2 separate regions of the Homo sapiens genome follow, and region 1 is linked to region 2. The links are chromatin loops, found by intact Hi-C in ENCODE. Cell type or tissue: gastrocnemius medialis. All regions are shown on one strand. Links, peaks and the distances in the headings refer to the core of each region. The heading gives the core; the rest is flanking DNA.

Region 1 (5,365 bases), core at 47-5,046, 460 kb after region 2:
TGTGAAAAAGCAGGCTTGGCACAGTGGCTCACGCCTGTAATCCCAGCACTTCGGGAGGCTGAGGCAGGTGGATCACAAGGTCTCCACCTCATGGTCTCCTGAGTGTCTCAGGAGTTCGAGACCAGCCAGGCCAACATAGTGAAACTCCGTCTCTACTAAAAATACAAAAAACATTAGCCAGGCATGGTGGCAGGCGCCTGTAGCCCCAGCTACCTGGGAGGCTGAAGCAGGAGAATCGCTTGAACCTGGGAGGCAGAGGTTGCAGTGAGCCGAGATCTCGCCACTGCACTCCAGCCTGGATGACAGAATGAGACTGTGTTTCAAAAGAAAAAGTAGTCAGTTTACAAATGTTATTGGCGGGGCGTGGGATGGAATGAGGTGGTCAGGTAACATTTCATTAAAAAAGTGACATTTGAGCCAAGATCAGGAGAGAGTGAGGAGCTGACAGTGGCATATCTGGAGGAGGGGCAGGACTTTTGATTTCACTCTGAGGGAGGTATTTGGGAGGCCAGGGGAAGGCTGAGCAGAGATGTGACATGGTCTCACCTGTGTACTAAGAGGGTCACTCTGGCTACTGTGGTAGAGAAGCCTCCATGGGGAAGGACAGGAGGAGGGAGAGCAGTGAGGGGCGAGTGATGATGGTGGCTCGGACCAGTGAGAAATGCTCAGATTCCGGATGCATTTTGAAGATGGAGCCACCAGGATTTCTGGGTGGGAAATTATGGGGTATGACCGACAAGAAGAGTCAAGGCTGACTGGGTTTGGGGCCTCAGCGACTGAAAAGACAGAATTAATGAAAGTGGCAAGATCTCGGGGGGAAGCATGTGTTTTAGGGAGGACCAGAAAGAAGCTTGGTTGCAGGTGCCAGTTAGATACCCCATTTGAAGGTGATGCATGAATCTGGGGTTCAGGGTTCAGGGCTGAGCAGTCCTCCTGCTCTGGGCTGTGGCTTCATCAGCTCCCAGCTTGGTTGGGAGGGGCCTGTGGCTTCTGAAGAGGATGCTGCTGGGGAATAGTACAACTCAAAGGGGTAGGATTCTGTGCCCTCACCCCTAGGCCGAAGGAAAGTTTGCCAGTCACAAAACTAGCTGAGCCCCTGGGCTCCCTGCAGCACACACACTCTGTGCACGCTCCACTGTGCCCCAGAAAACCCGTGGGTTCTTTGTTCCTAGACTTGAGTGCCCCATCCCCAGTCCTGGGAGCAGAGGCCGGGCCTGGGTGTGGAAGGGGGGGCTCGGCGGTGCCCCCTGGTGGCATGCTTGGGCGTGGGACTGATATCCCCTCGCTCCTTCCCCCCAGCGCGACTGTCAAAACTACATCAAGATCCTCCTGCCGCTCAGCGGCAGTCACCTGTTCACCTGTGGCACAGCAGCCTTCAGCCCCATGTGTACCTACATCGTGAGTGACCTGTCCTCAGCCCTGAGGCTGACCTGGGAACTGCCCCTCTTTCTGCCCCAGGGATCCTGTTCTGTAGCATAGACCCCTGAGGAAAGGCAGGGCCCAGAGGGAGGTTTCTAGGTACCACTGGCCTCCAAGAGCCCTGAGGTCCCACACCCTGGCACAAAGCGCAGCCCTGACAGCCATGTCTCCCTGTGCGGGGAGGCGGGGGCACATGCGGTCACTTACCCATGAAGATCCTGTGCCACCCAGGCCTTGCTGCCCTCTTCTGCTTCTTCCAGCATCTCTCCCTCTCCTTTGCTTGATTCTCTTGTCTTATCTTGTACACCCCCTCCTCAGCACACACCCCTAGCAGAGGGTGGCATTTGATGCTGTGGGTTGGAGCCCAGCTTTGGGGTCAGACACACCTGGGTTTGAATCACATTGCTGCCCCTTCCAGGCTCACATCATTTTATTTCTTTTTTCTTTTTCTTTTCTTTTTTTTTTTTTTTTTTGAGATGGAGTCTCGCTCTGTCGCCCAGGCTGGAGTGCAGTGGCACGATCTCGGCTCACTGCAAGCTCTGCCTCCTGGGTTCACGCCATTCTCCTGCCTCAGCCTCCCGAGTAGCTGGGACTACAGGTGCCCGCCACCACGCCTGGCTAATTTTTTCTATTTTTCGGTAGAGAGGGGGGTTTCACCGTGTTAGCCAGGATGGTCTTGATCTCCTGACCTCGTGATCCACCCGCCTCGGCCTCCCAGAGTGCTGGGATTACAGGTGTGAGCCACCGCGCCCGGCCAGGCTCACATCATTTTCTAAGCCTCACCTCCTCCGCCAGGTGGGTCTGATAATGTGTCCCGCGTCGGGTCACTGTGAGGCAGTGTGGCACTGTGTCTGGGTGAGGCCTCTCCTGAGGCCGACTGTCCAGGTTCAAACCCTTCGGCACCGTGTCCTGGCTGAGGAGGACGGCGTCCCTGACACCTGACCCCTTCTGTCCCACACACCTCACCTGCCTGCAGAGTTGCCTTCTCCTGCACGCCTCTCTCTTTCTCACCAAGCCTGCTCCTCATTCCCTGGAGTGCCCCTGAGCCCATGTGTCCACCCTCCTGCAGAACATGGAGAACTTCACCCTGGCAAGGGACGAGAAGGGGAATGTCCTCCTGGAAGATGGCAAGGGCCGTTGTCCCTTCGACCCGAATTTCAAGTCCACTGCCCTGGTGGTTGGTGAGTGTTGAGGGCAGGATGGCTTCATTGAGGTTCCATGTAGGGGCACACAGGGCTAGAGGGCTAGCTTTGGACAGGCTGAGTCCATGCCATGCTTATTTCCAAGGGGACAGAATGGCCAGGGGCTTGCCTTGGGTTTGGTTTTTCCAAGTTCCAGCTTCCTTCTCTGCCCACCACAGGCAAAACGGGCAGTGCTGGGGTCACTCTGGGCCCTGAGCAGGGAGAAGGGGCCGTGCTGAGGAGCCCATTCCCATGGGAATGTTTTCTTGGCAGATGGCGAGCTCTACACTGGAACAGTCAGCAGCTTCCAAGGGAATGACCCGGCCATCTCGCGGAGCCAAAGCCTTCGCCCCACCAAGACCGAGAGCTCCCTCAACTGGCTGCAAGGTGAAGTCCTCTTGCCACCACCCAGAGGGCAGGGATCCTGTTCACCCAGCCCTAGAAGGGGGCACTTTCCCCCAGCTTGGCCTGTCTCCAGGGTTCCTGGGCTGACTCTGAGCTCCTGACCTGGTCCCTACAGACCCAGCTTTTGTGGCCTCAGCCTACATTCCTGAGAGCCTGGGCAGCTTGCAAGGCGATGATGACAAGATCTACTTTTTCTTCAGCGAGACTGGCCAGGAATTTGAGTTCTTTGAGAACACCATTGTGTCCCGCATTGCCCGCATCTGCAAGGTGAGGGGAACGGGCTGACAGGGTGGCCACCCCAGGGACCTCAAAGCCTCCACAGCTGCAAGATCACCCACATCCATGCATGGCCTTTCCCATCCCGCCAAGGAGTACAGCTTGGCTAACAGCTTTTCTCTCTCACCTTTTAAATTAAAATATCTTACTACTTTTTTCTTTTTTTTTTTTCTTTTTATTTTTAGACAGGATCTTTGCTCTGTCACCCAGGCTGGAGTGCAGTGGCACGATCACGGTTCACTGCAGCCTCGACCTCCTGGGCTCAAGCAGTTCTCCTACCTCAGCCTCCCGAGTAGCTGAGACTACAGGTGTGCGCCCCCATGCCCAGCTAATTTTTGTATTTTTTGTAGAGATGGGGTTTTACCACGTTGCCTGGGCTGGTCTCAAACTCCTGGGCTCAAACAATCCACCCACCTCGGCTTCCCAAAGTGCTGGGATTACAGGCATGAGCCACTGCACCCAGCCATTTTTTTTCTTTTCTTTTTTTTTTTTTTACTTAAAAAATGTGAAAATAGCCGGGCATGGTGGCTCACGCCTGTAATCCCAGCACTTTGGGAGGCCAAGGTGGGTGGATCACCTGAGGTCAGGAGTTTGAGACCAACCTGGCCAACATGGTAAAACCCCATCTCTACTAATAATACAAAAGTTAGCTGGGCGTGGTGGTGCACGCCTGTAATCCTAGCTACTCAGGAGGCTGTGGCAAGAGAATCGCTTGAACCTGGGAGGTGGAGGTTGCAGTGAGCCGAGATGGTGCCACTGCACTCCAGCCTGGGTGACAGAGCAAGACTGTCTCAAAAAAAAAAATGTGAAAATAGAAAACTGTACACACAAAAATCACTTACAAGTTAAAGAGGCACTGTAGCATCAGCTGGAGAGCACAGACCCTGGAGGCCAACTGCCCAAGTTCAAACCCTGCTGGCCTAGGATCTTGGGCAAGTCCCTCACCCCCTCGGTTAACAGTTTCCTCTTCTGTTAAATAGGAAGAATAACACTGACCTCAGAGTTGTTATGTGAATTATTAATCCACGCAAAGCTCTTAGAAATGTGGTGGGCAGTGACTAAATGTGAACTATGAATGTTATTACCCCACCACCCCAGCACAAGAAGGAGTCACTGGTATCATTTTAGAATGCCCCCTCCAAATCTTTTTTTTTTTTTTTGGCATATGTGTAACTCTGTGTATATATATATATACATTTTTTTTTTTCCTTTTTGAGACAGGGTCTCACTTTGTCATCCAGGCTGGTGTGCAGCGGTGAGATTTCACTGCAACCTCCGCTGCCCAATCTCAAGCAATCCTCTCACCTCAGCCCCTCATGTAGCTGGGACTACCAGCATGCACCACCATGCCCAGCTAATTTTTTTGTATTTTTAGCAGAGACAGGGTCTCAAACTCCTGAGCTCAAGTGATCCACCCGCCTTGGCCTCCCAAAGTGCTGGAATTATAGGCATTAATAATATAAGTACCATCCCGACCTTGTACTTATATTATTAACTCACTCAGGAACATGGCATTAGGCTATATTGGGGTCCTTTGGCTTCCTTGTTTGCTCAGCAGTGAATCGCGTCCATATTTAGGAAGGCTCTGCTTAGTTACAGTAAGGACCATCCTCCTGATGGATGCGTACACTGCTCTTCCTGACTTTAGATGGAACTTGGTCCTGGCCTTCTCCTGCCCTTCAGTCCTGGTGTCTGGGGTGGGTCCATTGAGGCAGTCCTGTGCCGTGCATCCCCGTCATGGCTCAGCATGTGCCTAAGCCCAGCCCATCCGACTCTCCCTCCAGGGCGATGAGGGTGGAGAGCGGGTGCTACAGCAGCGCTGGACCTCCTTCCTCAAGGCCCAGCTGCTGTGCTCACGGCCCGACGATGGCTTCCCCTTCAACGTGCTGCAGGATGTCTTCACGCTGAGCCCCAGCCCCCAGGACTGGCGTGACACCCTTTTCTATGGGGTCTTCACTTCCCAGTGGTAGGGCCTCCAGACCTCGCTGGAGATGGAAGGGTGAAGGGTGGCTGGGACTGGGGCCCCCAGGGCTCCTGGGTTAATCTGGTTATTTCCTCTGCAGGCACAGGGGAACTACAGAAGG
Region 2 (5,365 bases), core at 262-5,261:
TGACAGGAAGATCCCTCGTGTCACCACTGAGGTAGGGTTAGAAAGGCACAGGGGTGAGTTGTGGAGACAACCCACAAATATGGCAAGAGAGAGGTGGGGCAGATGGGAAGGTTCTATCCCCAGTCCCGTCTTTGGGGTCTTCAGCCCTCAAGGCTGACAAATTGAAGGGAACACATGGAGTCCCTCCCTCCCCTGGGGTCTCTGGGAAGTCGCCCCAGGGGCCCAGCTGGTGCAAGGGCAATGGTCAGTGGGCCTGATGGAACCAAGTTAAGGGATGGGAGGCACCCCAACCTGAAGCCCAGTCCCTGCCGCCTCCCACCAGCCAGCCTCCTCTTCCCTGTCCCCTGCCTGTCTCCCCTTTGATCTCCTTATTGTGGCCAGCCTCTCCGGTGGGTTCATGTGGGGGCTGCCTGAGTTAATGAGTTCTCCGGGCGGCAGGGCCCACACGCTCTCCCACTGGGGTGAGGCCTTCACACCTCTGGGGCCTGTGTTTTGACAAGTGCCGGAGCTAGTGGCCTCTGCTCCCCTGGCCCGAGCCTACCCTCTGCCAAACGTGTAAGGCTGGGAAATGAGGCCTTGGGGCAGCCCCACAGGAGCAGAGGTGACAGAGCAAGCTGAGGCCAGCATGGGGGGCAGGCTGGACAGGGCAGCACCCTCTCAGGCTCAGGCCTGGACCTCAGCCTCCCCACTCTACCCAGCCCGCTTCTCACGCCAAACCTGGGTCCTGGGCACTGCCCGGCCCCCCTCCCAGCCCCAAGGCCCTCATTTCCCAGCCAGTCCCTCTGACATAGGAGTACTAATCAGAGGTGCTATGTAAATCGTCCCCTTGCAGACCCTAATCCTGTCCCTGCCGGAGCCAGAGGCCCCAGGAGAAGGAAGCGGCTCTCCTACTGCCAGCCTACTTAGCATCTCCTGGGAAGCTCCTAATTTGGGTGTCCCCCACAGCCAAGGATCTTCCCGCCACACCTCTGCAGCAACCCTCTCAGGGGAGAGATTGTTAGTAGTGAAGCCTCCGCCTTCAGACAGCCCAGGACACTCCTCTGGAGTCTGGCCAATGTGGGCATGAGGCCCTGCCTTGCCATGCACTACCTGTGCCACTTGGGCACCTCGCTCTCCATCTCTGGCCTCAGTGTCTTGTCTGTTGCTGTGCCACAGGGTAATTCCTGCCTTCTGGGCTGAGCATGTGCGGATCAACTCAGGCTGCATGGAGCGTGCGTGCACACTACTGTCCCCCGAGGTCTGGCACTGGGCTGGAGCTTTGCAGGGTCGCTGCTCACACTCACAACACACTTTGATGTGGGTGTAGTGGCCCCCACTTTGTAGATGAGGAAACAGAGGCTCAGAGAGATTGTCCCACCTAACAGGGTGAGCAGGGGCTGAGCTGGCATCCATCTGTCTCTGTCAGAGGCCAAAGCCTCTGTTCTGTCCTCCCTATATCTCCCATGTCTCCTTCGGAGGATGAGTGGCTCCTTCCATCCTGGAGGGAGGTCCTAAGAGTGAAGGGGTTGGGGACCCCTCCGGTCACATTAAGCCTTGCTTCACATCACAGAGACTGAGAAGAAAAAGAGGCCGGGCACAGTAGCTCACGCCTGTAATCCCCACACTTTGTGAGGCTGAGGTGGGTGGATCACCTGAGGCCAGGAGTTCGAGACCAGCCTGGTCAACATGGAGAAACCCCATCTCTATAAAAATACAAAAAATTAGCCAGGCACGGTGGTGGGTGCCTGTAATCCCAGCTACTCGGGAGGCTGAGGCAGGAGAATTGCTTGAACCTGGGAGGTGGAGGCTGCAGTGAGCCGAGATCACACCCCTGCACTCCAACCTGGGCAACAAGAGTGAAACTGTCTCAAAAAAAACAAACAAACAAAGAAAAGGAAGAAGAAGAATAAAGAAGAAGAAGAAAGATGGAAGAAGGAAGAGGAAGAAGAAGAAAAGAAGAAGAAGAAGAGAGAAGAGAGAAGAAAGAAGAAAGAAGAGAGAAGAAGAAAGAAGAAGAAGAGCTTGCAGGCCCCATCTGGACTTCATGGACCAGATCCCTGGAGGATGCAGCCTGAGGATAAAAAATAAAATCTCCCTGAAATTATGCAGCGGTGCCCCACGGTGAACACCCCACCCCAATCAAAAGGTGGGAAAGGCCCTGGGGAGCACCCAGCCCCTGTGGGTCTCAGATCGTGAGGCCTGGAGGCCATGCTTGGGCTGAAGCCCAGAGAAGTCAGAGGGCCCAGCAAGGCGGGCTCACCTTCCCCCACCTGTGCTTCCTTTCCTATCAGCCTCCCGCTGAGGCTCCGCAGCTCCCAGGGCAGCCCCTTCCAAGGACGATCACTCCCTCCCCTCACACCTTCAGCTCTCGGAGCCACTGAGCTGGCAAGCCATATGGAATAGATTATTCTAGACCCACAATAATCTGATTATCTGGCTACAGATCAGCTGGGTGCTCAGCCAGTGGAAGTCGCAGGCAGCCCAGGGGTGACGAGGAGGGAGGGGGTGGGAGAGAGAGACTTGGCAGATTCCAGGAAAGGCTCAAGAGGAAGTGCCGCGTCTTGGTGGGTCTGGAGCTGGCTGACAATGCAGGGTAAGCAGATAGCACGTCTCTCCTAAGGGACGTAGCATTTATGCTCCTTCACTTTCTCCAGGGAAGTGCCAATGGGTCTCAGCCTTAGAGTGAAAAGTGGGGAAACTTGAGGTATAAAGAGAGGAGGCACACTTGTCACACAATGCCACCTGCAAAATGGAGCAGGGGCTCCCGACTGCCTGCTGAGATGTCCTGGGAGACACTGCCTGCCTTGGTGGGAAGGCCCCAGTCGGGACAGAGGGTTCACCCCTGGCTTTCCAGTGTCCACGCACTCCCAACCACAGCCAACAGAGGGCGCTGCCCAGCCGTGTGGGATCTTTGGGTCTGAGCTGGACAGCTCTTCCTCCAATCCTTAAGGACGTTTTTTGGGGCTAGGGCCAGAACCCAGGCTTGGCTCTATTTGGGGGTGCGCTGGGAACTGTGTAGATGTGTCAGGGATGCTGGGCTGGCTTAAGAAATAGATGAAGGCCGGTTCAGTGCCTGTGTGACAGGGCATGTGACCCCAGGCAGGCCGTTTGCCCTCTCTGGACACGTTTGCCCGTCTGTCCACCAGGAAAAGCACGCATCTGTGTGCAGAGACGTGGAGCAAGATGGGAGCCCATCAGAATGAGGAAAAGGATGACAGTTTCAGGAAGGCAGGAGCCAAGCAGAGTTCAACACCCCTCCCCAACACACACATGCCCCAGGTGCAGCTGAGGTAGAAAGAGGCCAGACCACAAGCTGACCGAAACTCGAAACTCTTGCCAGCTCTCGGGTGAGGGTTTGCAGACCTGGCTCAGCTGCCAACTTGGGTGTGCCCAGCCTGCTCAGGCCCTCCAGAAAAGCCCAAGATGGAGCTGTATCCAGGCAGGAAGTGGAGGCTTTGGGCCCTAAGTGCCCCCTCTCCCCTACTGACTGCCCGCAACAGTGGTGAGGTGCTGGGAGGGTGGCCAGCCCCGGGCAGAAGGATGAAGAGTGCAGGGCCGGCCCAGGTCACCAGCCTGGGACCTCATACGAGCTGCCTGGTTCAGGCCCTTGGCTAGCTCCGGGTGCTCCATCTGAGGTTAGGAGAATGCCCCCAAGGTATCTGACTTTAGACCCAGTAAAAAGCAGAGTGGGGCTCCCGGGGCCTAGCTGGAATGCCTGGGCAGGACCTGGGGAAGTGCAGCGCCAGTGGGCGGGGGTCCTTTGCCAGAGGCTGGGGATAGGGCATCCCTGGACAGGCTAGAGAACATTGAAGGGAAGGGGGAGAGAGCTTAAATTGGCCAGATGTGAAATAAAAAGAGGGGTCTTACATGATCTGTACTGACCACGTGCCAAAGACCGAGGACAAGAGGAACTCTATCCTCAGCTCCCAAGGCCCCTCACCAAGAGAAATCCACGATCCAGCGCTTGGCCTGAGCCAAGGAAGTTTTCTTCAGCCTTGTAGATTATGCTCCACCCCAGGCCCTGGGAGCACACAGGATGGCCAGGTGCCTTGGCCAAGGTGCCCCAGGTGTGTGGGCAGTGCTGCTGGCTGCCATTAACCAGGTCAGCCTCAACCATGCACCTCCTGGACTCGACAGGGCTGGGCTGAAGCTTCAGAACAGCCTCACCATGCCCTTTGCCCAGCCATTCCCCTGACAGCAATTCATCCTGATTGGAAAAGATTAAAAGTGCAAGTTTAGACAGACTGCTTAGTGACAAAATCAAGGTGCAGAAATTTCATTCAGTATGGCACCACTGATATAAGCAAAGGCAAAAGAAAATGAAATTTGAAAAACAGCCCGTCTACACAGAAAGTCATAGTATGATACCATGTATTCTGTAAGGGTCTATCGTATATATGTGTATATGTACATAGACAGAGGCCTTGGGTACACACCAAATATAGAAAAACATACCAGGACTTGTTTGGAGTGTGGGTGGGGGCAGGTCTGAGTTCTGGGGGCTGGTCAAGCTTGAATTTTGTCTTCAGTGTTTACATTTTTCACAAGAAGACTACATTCATGTATTACATGTGCAATTTAAAAATAAGTTCTGGTGTACAGCCACACCACCCTGAACGCGCCCAATCTTGTCTTATCTCAGAAGCTAAGTACTAGGATGGGAGACAGCCTGGGAATACCGAATCGTTTAGGTTTCTTTCTTCTTATTATTTTTTTATTATTTAAAATTAAAAAGGCTGGGCATGGTGGCTCACGCCTGTAATCCCAGCACTTTGGGAGGCCGAGGATCCGAGGCAGATCACTTGAGGTCAGGAGTTTGAGACCAGCCTGGCCAACATGGTGAAACTCCGTCTCTACTAAAAATACAAAAATTAGCCAGGTGTGGTGGTGCATGCCTGTAATCCCAGCTACTTGGGAGGCTGAGGCAGAATTGCTTGAACCCAAGAGGTGAAGGTTGCAGTAAGCCAAGATCATGCCATTGTAGTCCAGCCTGGGCAATAGAGTGAGACTCCATCTGAAAAAATAAACATTTTTTTAAAAAGTTAAAAAAATAGAAATAAGTTTTGGCCAGGCGCAGTGGTGCATACCTGTAATCCCAGCACTTTGGGAGGTGGAGGCGAATGGATTGCTTGAGCCCAGGAGTTTGAGACCAGCCTGGGCAACATGGTGAAACCCCGTCTCTACAAAAAAACTTTTTTTAAAAAAAATTAGCTGGGTGTGGTGGTGTGCACCTGTAGTCCCAGATACTTGGGAGGCTGAGGTGGGAGAATACCTTGAGCCTGGGAGGGCAAGGCTGCAGTGAGCTGAGATTACACCACTGCACTCCAGCCTGGATGACAGAGTGAGACCCCGTCTCAAAAATTAATAAATAATAAAAATTAAATTA

What was found. A loop is a pair of places that touch in the nucleus more often than their neighbours do. Peaks named below come from ENCODE experiments on the same cell type or tissue, not always from the same donor. Only the 100,000 strongest peaks of a DNase experiment are listed, where the experiment ranks them.
Region 1: a loop joins it to region 2, with 3 times the contacts of the local background. A loop is called at or near these places in 8 of 110 quality-filtered maps.

What each region holds. Positions count from the first base shown.
Region 1 is chr15:90,218,494-90,223,858 of GRCh38, forward strand. SEMA4B (semaphorin 4B) reads left to right here. Exons shown (of 14, transcript NM_198925.4): 4 at 1,300-1,398; 5 at 2,489-2,600; 6 at 2,874-2,987; 7 at 3,121-3,272; 8 at 5,066-5,247; 9 at 5,345-5,365. Among named protein-coding and RNA genes, the nearest start is that of CIB1, 13 kb to the right of the region's middle. RefSeq lists an enhancer at 2,870-3,708. In gastrocnemius medialis, for the core only: CTCF peaks have their summits at 1,261 (motif pointing left) and 3,005 (motif pointing left); a DNase peak (open chromatin) is centred at 2,938; H3K27ac peaks cover 384 bases.
Region 2 is chr15:89,758,067-89,763,431 of GRCh38, forward strand. No RefSeq gene overlaps it. Among named protein-coding and RNA genes, the nearest start is that of MESP1, 9.5 kb to the left of the region's middle. RefSeq lists a silencer at 3,318-3,407. In gastrocnemius medialis, for the core only: CTCF peaks have their summits at 2,858 (motif pointing right) and 3,057; a DNase peak (open chromatin) is centred at 2,875.